Regions from separate parts of the Homo sapiens genome. Here region 2 is linked to region 1. Evidence: chromatin loops called from intact Hi-C (ENCODE). Cell type or tissue: CD14-positive monocyte. All regions are shown on one strand. Each heading gives the region's core, and the rest is flanking DNA. Links, peaks and the distances in the headings are about the cores only.

Evidence for each region. Peaks named below come from ENCODE experiments on the same cell type or tissue, not always from the same donor. Only the 100,000 strongest peaks of a DNase experiment are listed, where the experiment ranks them.
Region 2: a loop joins it to region 1, with 2.1 times the contacts of the local background. A loop is called at or near these places in 4 of 110 quality-filtered maps.

The regions. Positions count from the first base shown.
Region 1 is chr2:64,241,536-64,245,932 of GRCh38, forward strand. The region is part of intron 2 of LOC100507006 (a long non-coding RNA gene); the gene reads left to right. Among named protein-coding and RNA genes, the nearest start is that of LINC00309, 38 kb to the left of the region's middle. In CD14-positive monocyte, for the core only: no CTCF peak of the experiment used is centred there; a DNase peak (open chromatin) is centred at 2,706.
Region 2 is chr2:64,292,560-64,296,956 of GRCh38, forward strand. No RefSeq gene overlaps it. Among named protein-coding and RNA genes, the nearest start is that of MIR4433A, 46 kb to the right of the region's middle. In CD14-positive monocyte, for the core only: no CTCF peak of the experiment used is centred there; no DNase peak of the experiment used is centred there.

The sequences.
Region 1 (4,397 bases), core at 225-4,224:
GCTATTCAGGCTCTTTTTTTGTTCCATATGAATTTTAAAACAGTTTTTTCTACAGTTTAGAACAGTCTTTAAAAATGGTTCTGTGAAGAATGTCAATGGTAGTTTAAAAGAAATAGCATTGAATCTATAAATTGCTTTGGGCAGTATGGCCCTTTTAATGATATTGATTCTTCCTATCCATGAGTATGGAAGGTTTTTCCATTTATTTGTGTCATCTGTAATTTCTTTGAGCAGTGGTTTGTAATTCTCCTTGTGGAGATCTTTCAATTCCCTTGTTAGCTGTATTCCTAGGTATTTTATTCCTTTTATGGCAATCATGAATGAAAGTTTGTTTGTGATTTGGCTCTTGGCTTGACTGTTGTTGGTATATGGGAATGCTAGCAGTTTTTGCACATCGATTTTGTATCCTGAGACTTTGCTGAAGTTGCTTATGAGCTTAAGAAGCTTTTGGGCTGAGACGATGGGGTTTTCTAGATCTAGGATCATGTCATCTGCAAACAGGGATAGTTTGACTTCCTGTCTTCATATTTGAATGCCTTTTTATTTATTTCTTTTGCTTGATTGCTCTGGCCAGAACTTCCAATACTATGTTGAATAGGAGTGGTGATAGAGGGCATTCTTGTCTTGTGCCAGTTTTCAAGGGGAATGCTTCTGCCTTTTGCCCATTGAATGTGATGTTGGCTGTGTGTTTGTTATATATGGCTCTTATTATTTTGAGATATGTTCCTTCAATACCTAGTTTATTGAGAGTTTTTAATATGAAGGGATGTTTTATTAAAAACCTTTCTGCATCTATTGAGATAATCGTGTGGTTTTTGTCTTTAGTTCTGTTTGTGTGATGAATCACATTTGTTGATTTGCATATGTTGAACCAACCTTGCCTCCCAAGGATAAAGCCTACTTGATCGTAGTGGATAAGCTTTGAAAACAAATGATGTTAAATAGATTTTTAAAAAATTAATCTTCCAAATGTCAAGTACCTAACTTAAAAAAAAAACTCACCCATTATTTTGGCAGAGGGGGTTGGGAGAACTAAGACAATATGCCCTAGGTATATTGCTTTTCAATTATCTTAGCTGAGAAGTTAGAAATATAGAAAGTTAGGATTATTGTTTGGAGAACCTAAATGAATGAAACTAATATATCCTTCAGGCTGTGTCTCTTAACTAAAAGGTATCACAGCTTAATCAGGGAGGGGTCATAAACTTAGTGTTGATTCAAGGGGCACTGATAAGCTTTAGGAAGGGCAATAAAACTGACAAAGATGTATTAATTTAGGAAACTTACAGGTGGTGGGTCATCCCTCTTCTACCCCAAGATAGGCTTCATGAGTCCTATTAAAATAACTTTATTTTTATCCCAAAATGAATTTTTGAATCTGCTTAAATAATTGAAGCAAGCTAATGATTGTGAGTTCTGCACCAATTTGTATGTAACAGGTGATTTTGGCTGAGAAGTTTTTGTAACTATTGCCAGTCAACTACCCAGACCATGAACAAACAAACAAACAAATAAGCACTTAATGTGTTCTTGTAGAATAAGGACTAAACTTAAATCCTGCAAAGGCTCAGTAACTCCTCTGTGGTGGAGAATGCTAGCTGTCTGCCAGAATCAGTGCTTCTATTTCCCAGGCTCCTTTGGAGTTTGGGAGGAATTGATTTGGGCAACTTTCATCCTATTTACTTAAGAGTCATCTCTGGCCCTGGACTGTCCTCTTTCCCTTTCTGGATAGCTGGAATAGAGCAGCCCTGGGAGATGCATGTTGAAGATAGCAAGAGACACTGTCTGTACCAGCTCTCAAAGGACTATGTGGCTCAGAGCTGTCTGCCAACCCTGAGCGAGTCATCTAAGACCAAAATATGACAGAGGCAACCTTCTGCATTCTCTGAGTTAGTGGGTCTTCCATCACAGCTACTTAGCCCACTTTGTCTAATGTACCTTCAAAAAACAGGGATTCTGGCAAATTGTGCTGGGGAGTATGACTTGGACCTATGATCTCCCATCTTTGACCCTAAATCTCTGCTTTAGGACTCACAAAGTCCAGTGTGTCTTTGGGCACATGCCTAAGCCTGCAGCACAGATTCCAACTAACCCAGCCACCTGCGTGGAGGCAAAGTCCATCTCACTCCCCAGGTCAAGGCTGAACAGGGCAGGGAAGAGAATGGTTGGCCTCCCCTTGTGAGAGGACCTTGCTGGTTTTGCTCCTATATGGATAAATGAAGCACAGGGGTGGACAAGAAGAATTTGAACTAGATAGGCTGGAGCCTGTTCCTCCTATTATGAGACATGTAATCCACCATAGATAAGAGTGGGGCTTAGTCAGTGTTAAGCTCTGGCCAACTGGTTCAGCCCTTCCTCCCTTGAGGAGCAACAGCAAGTAGTTAGGGAGAAAACATGGAGATTCCCTCTCCATCATTCCCCAGAAGGGAGGACACAGAAGCTCTATAGAAAAGACCTGGTATAGGGAAGTGTATATTGATTAGGGTGGGAGAAGGGGTAGAGAAAATCTTCCCTTTACTCAAACAAGTCAGCTATCAAATGTGCTTTCCGAGTTGATCTGTTGAATGAGCCTAATTGGTGGCATCCACATCAATATTAGAGAATGTTTGCCAAATATGAGAATTTTGGTTTCACTGTTTGGTAATCCTGGCCTTTTTGAGACACACCCTGTGGGAGAGGACACAGAAGCATTGGATAATAGATGCAAAGGTAATGAATCCCCAGGAAACAGAATCTCAGTCACACCCTGTTCTTTCCCATGTCCTGTGACAGGTTCCTGGGTGACTCACAGGCAGGCCCACCCTAACATTTGTGGGGTTTGAGAGAAAAGTATCAACAGTTATTCAAATGTTTTGAATCAAGCTAACAAATTATAAAATATGTGCTATTCTTTGAACCATGAATTGGAATATTTAGAAAAAGCAAGAAAATTGCCTCTGAACACTACTGCAAAGCAATCTTTAATGCAATAGTCTATTCCATTCATGGTACCTGAGGAAAGGTTGGGCAAGTTGTCTTCTCTTGTGTTTTAGCCACTCAAACCCATAAAACCTCTGCAGCAGTGTCCATCTCTGAAGTCCACAGCAGCAAGATCCACATCTCTGATGGCATTTGGATGTGAGGCAAGAGATGTGGGGAACATTTCCCTGAAGCCTGAACAGAGAAGGTCAGGAGATCTGATGTTTAGGGTCAGGGTCTCAGTTGCAAGAGCTGAGGGACAAAGCTGTCCATGTGTTCTTTAACATTATGTCTTTTTTGTGTTTGTGACATGTGGAGTCCTCCAAAGCATGGTCCCCTCTTGCCTGGGCCTAAGGGCAGTATGTCTTGCACATTCTTTTTGGACGCTTACTTGGAAGATTTCTTGCAGTTGTGAATGGAGCCACTCCTGCTCTGCTGTCTGAGACTGTATATGCTGCTCTGAGAGTGAGCTTTCTTCCTAAGGATTCTTTCATTAGCATCCTGAATGGAGGGCGTTGTCTTTTCTAGTTCCTGATAGCCCTCTTTCTAGGGAACAGGGGACAACAGCCCCAGAGTTAGCTCAGGGGCTATTTGGGCAGCATTATCCTTTGTATTATCTGGAAGCATCCTTCCACACCAACAGTCGGCCAGAGCACCCAGGCAGAATCTAGGCATCCAAGTTCTCGACCGCTTCCCCAACTTCCCTTCAGTCCCACATATTTCTTTTTCATTCTTTTCCTTCAGGGCTGACTGAGTCCTCCAGCAAATACACAGGGCTCCTACTCTCCACCCCAGTAGCCAAATACCTGAACTGGGCCTGCAGATTACCATGGCCCCTTCCCCATCCCCCATTTCCACAGTTTATGCTCAACTACATTGTCTCCAAATAATCAGACAACAGGTACAACTGCTTCATAAAGCTGTTGCAATTCCCTAGTGATAAACTCACATCAGCACCAGGGAAGATGCTTGTCTTTCTATTCCCAATGGCTGGAGGGCATCAATCTAACCCTCCCAATGGTTATGGCAAATACCAAATGCTCCCCAATGGGGCTATGTCCTGATAAGTCTATTTAAGTTGAAAAAAAATTAAGTCAAAAATGCATTTAATGCACGGAACTTACTAAACATCATAGCTTAGCCTATCCTACATTAAAAGTGCTCAGAACACTTACATTAGCCTATAGTTGTGCAAAATCGTTTAACACAAAGCCTATAATAGTGCTGAGTATCTCGTGAAATTTATTCAATACTGTACTGAAAATGAAAAACAGAATGGCTGTATGTGCACTCAAAGTATGATTTCTACTGAACGCATATGGCTTTTCCACTATCCCAAATGCCAAAAAAAGGAAATTCCTGCAAGTTGGGGACTGTTTATAATTTACACAGATGTTTAAAAGAATGGGAGGGACTAACATAGGCTCTGCTTTACATCA
Region 2 (4,397 bases), core at 231-4,230, 51 kb after region 1:
ATTGAACTGAGGGTAGACATCTGACCGAAGCTGGGCCAATCAGAATCTCTTGAAAATCTGAACTGCAAAGCACTTAGCCTTGTGATTCTAGAGGAGCTGACCCTAGAATAATCTCAGAGGTAGACATGTGACACAGTCCTTGTCAATTGATGGACTCCACTTTTCTGGTTTCAGTGATTGGTTCAACTGTAGTCTCATGATCAAAACTGGGCCAACCAGAGTCCCCTAGATTGTAGCCAGAACTACTGGGGAAAATGGTTTCTCTTCCTCTGGGATTATAAATTGAGAGGAGGAGCAATGTAAATCTGTAGCTGCTGGCTGCCATGTTGCCATCAGGCAATATCAATAAAAGCAGGGTGAGAATGATGGAGAGAGAGATGCACATGCACAGAGAGATGGCTCATATTATTTAATGATGAAATATTCAGTTGTGGCTACAGCTACGTACCTTCAGACTTTTCAATTATGTGATTGAATTATTTTATTATTTTTATTTTATTTTTTGAGACAGGGTCTCACTCTGTAGCCCAGACTGGAGTGCAGTGGTGTGATCTCAGCTCACTGCAACCTCTGCCTCCCAAGCTCAAGCTATTGTCCTGCCTCAGCCTCCCGAGTAGCTGGGATTACAGGCATGCACCACCACGCCTGGCTAATTTTTGTATTTTTAGTAGAGATAGGGTTTCACCATGTTGGCCAGGCTGGTCTTGAACTCCTGACCTCAAATGATCCACCCGCCTCAGCCTCCCAAATTGCTGGGATTACAGGCGTGAGCCACCGAGCCCAGCCTGAATTATTTTATTTGTGCTGATGCTAGTTTGGTTTGAGTATGTATCAACTCAGAGAGTCTTGACTCTGTATCCCGGGGAGTCTTGACTAATCCAGTCCTTAGGAATTGAAGCTAGAGCTGGGGCCATGGCAAGCCAGAGCCTTGCACAAGCCCAAGTTTTGGGAGAGCCAAAGCAAGAGTCTTGCAGAGAAAGTCAGCTGAAGAGAAGATGGGGAAGAAAAGCAGAGTAAAGAAAAGACAAGAAATATCATGGTTTCAGAGTGTGGGTAAGAGAGAGAGGGAGAAAGAGGGAGAAACAATGCTCTTTCTTTTTTTGTTGTTATTTTTGTTGTTGTTTATTTATTTACTTTCTTTTTTTTTTTCTTTTTCTTTTCTTTTTTTGAGATGGAATCCTGCTCTGTTGCCCAGGCTGGCATGATCTCGGCTCATTGCAACCTCTGCCTCCCAAGTTCAAGCGATTCGCCTGCGTCAGCCTCCCGAGTCGCCTGGAGTACAGCTGTGGGCCACCACGCCTGGCTAATTTTTGTATTTTTAGTAGAGACGGGCTTTCGCCAGGTTGGCCAGGCTTGTCTCGAAATCCTGACCTCAAGTGATCTGCCCACCTTGGCCTCCCAAAGTACTGGGATTAAAGGCATAAGCCACCATGCCCGGCCTATTTACTTATGTTTTATCAATAAGTAATAGATGTATATATTTTCAGGGTACATAACACCTCTACTTTTAAACTGGTTCCTATGAGATTCCCACCTCTTTCCTTATAATTCCCACTTTTATTTGAGTTCTTTTTAGTGCATGTCTTCAACCAAGACGAGTAGGAAATCAAAGCTTCAGAGATGACCACAATGCTGTAAAGCCCAGAGGAAAACCCAAAGAATGCTATGAAAACTAAGTGTGGAAGAAATCCCACAGCACCTGCAGCAGGTTTTACTCCACCTCATTGATGGACTATTTAAATTACTTAATTTTAGCTGGGCATGGTGGCAGGTCTCTGTAGTCCCAGCTACATGGGAGGCTGAGGCAGGAGGATGGCTTGAACCCAGAAGTTAGAGGCTGCAGTGAGCCATGATTGCCCCACTGCACTCTAGCCTGAGCAACAGAGCAAGACCCTGTCTCTAAAAAATAAAAATAAGAAAACTACTTGATTTTCAGGAAGATACTTCCAGTTCAAGAATTTCAGGGAGAAGCAAACAAGTTCTGGTGAGGAGATGCTGCATGCCTGGGCCTCTGTATAGCACTCTCAATTACAGCTGACCTGCAGAGAGCTTTGATAGTCTGAGGTTACAAGTAAAATTAATGACCATGGTGAGAAAGTTACTCAGCACTAAAGGCTCTCAGTCCTCACAACCTCTTATAGATGATGTGCCTTTAGATGATTCTTATGCTGTGCAATCATTCTTCATTTCATGTAGCCACCCATCTACCCACTGATTCTACAAAAATTTATTTAGCACCTACTGAGTAACAGGCATTAGAGAGGCCAAGACAGATGAGACACTCCCTGTCCTCAAAGGGCAGTAAGCACTTCTCATTCACAGAACGTTTACAGCTTGTAATTGTATGCATTTGTGGGATTTGTTTTTGTTTAATCTCTCTCTCCCATTATATCAATTTCATAAGGACAGGATTCATGGGTTTGTTGTTGTTGTTGTTGACTCTTGTATCCTAGAACCTGGTAGGGTTCCTGGCACACAATAGGCACTTAATACGTATTTGGTGAACAAATTATTAATGAAGGGCTTTGAGTCTGTTCAAGGTGTTATTGTTTTTCTTCTTTTTTCTTTCTGTTTTTACTCATGTTACAGCCTACCCCCAAAAAAGATATCTTCATAGGACCATCAGACAATAATACATTTGGAAATGTATGTGGCTTATGTCTTCCAGAATGGTCCACAGTATGTGGCAACTGCAGGCTCTGTAACAGATGCCTGAGCTACTAGAACTCGGTAACCAAGGATCCTCCCTGTGGTGTAGATCCTCGGTGTCTAGGGACCCTCCTTTCCTGGTAGCTCTTAGATTAAAGCTGCTCAGGAGAGAGAGTACAGAAAATGCAGCTGATTCATTGGCCTCGAGGAAACAGAGCATGGAAAGCAGACGAGGATGTGAGAAATGACCATCTCAACACCAGCAGGAGGAGGTAGACAAACAGGACAAGGGACTGCATGCATAGCTGTGTGGGATTGCCTTGCACAAGGGCACCCAGCCAAGGGGGCAAGTAGGGGCTGAAATCTAGCCAGGCTCTGCTTCTAAGCCATGAACCCTGGCAAGAGATTCTGTCAAAGGTGGCCTAAGGACCAGAGGTGGCCCAGTGAGAAGTCCCCAGGTTCTTAAGAAGACTGACAAAGTAATGAGGGAGAGTGTGGAGAGCACCTGCACTTCGCATTCAATCAGAAAGCTGTGGGTTGGGGTTTTGCCCAGTGTGATGGCCTCACTCTGTGAACTGTGATTACCGCTTCACACCCCTACACCTCTAAGCCCTGCTCCCACACATTCAGTTCTCAGAGTGACAAAGGGTGACTCCTAGCAAAAGCAGGAAAGATTTGTAAGAGGACATCTAAGATCAAAGCTGTCAGCAAGAGGCAAAGAGCCACTCTGCTACCCTGAAGATGGAGGATGAAGCAGCAGGTAACTGGGCTGTTAGGCTGCCTGCCCAGCTCTCTGTATGGGCTGACAGCGTATAGCTTCCTTTGCCCAAATGTGGATAGCCTGTATTGACACTGGAGAGAACTCATGCACACAGCCTAACAGAAAAACAATTTAGTACCAGATAGCTTTAAAAAAAAAAATCATCCACATCCTTCCCTATTCTGCTCTTCATGGTACATGGAGACTCCAGGGCTATTTCTAGCTCAAGATGCAGGGGTGCTGATGAGCAGTGGGATTTCTGCAGCTGATCGCTGATAGGATAGAGCTGTTGCCACCCCAGAGAGGTGCTAGGGACAGGCAGCTTAACTGCACATGGCCAGCACATGGCAGGTGGGCGGGAGGACGTCTGGCTGGTTCAGGGGGAGGTGCGGGGGATGGAACAGCTCTGAAACAGCATTTTGGAAGCAGTAAGCTGAAGATAGTGTGGCTCTGTGTGTCTCCAACACCACCTTTCTTCCACAGCTCTAGGCTTAAAGGGGAACAAAGAAAGAAAAAGGGAACATCTTAGGGATATCAGTGCACCTCCTGCACTTGCCTCTCTTGCTTCAAATCTGGAATGCCATTTCAGCAGCCAAGATGCAGATGCAGTTCTTTTTTTTTTTTTTAATTGAGAATGTGACTAACAGAATGAATAGTCTTAAGGAGAGTGGTCAAATTGTAACGAAACCCATCAAAACATCATAGGGAGGAAGGGGAGGGGAAAGATTGGCTTCAACAGTAAAATTGTATAGGCTTTAAGATCAGGTGAATTTGAGTTCTATTCCCACCTCTTTCATTATCAGCAATGTGACCTTGGGCGGCTGCTTAATCTCTCTGTGCCTATTTCCTTCATTTGTAAAGCGGGGATAATCCTAGGGGTGGCATGAGTGAAATGCATTTTTATTTTGGGGGGTGGGGGGCTGCCCCTGCATGGTCATGCCTCTGTCCGTGGTTCTGAATGCTCGCTTCTTTTGAGCTGGTCAGTCAT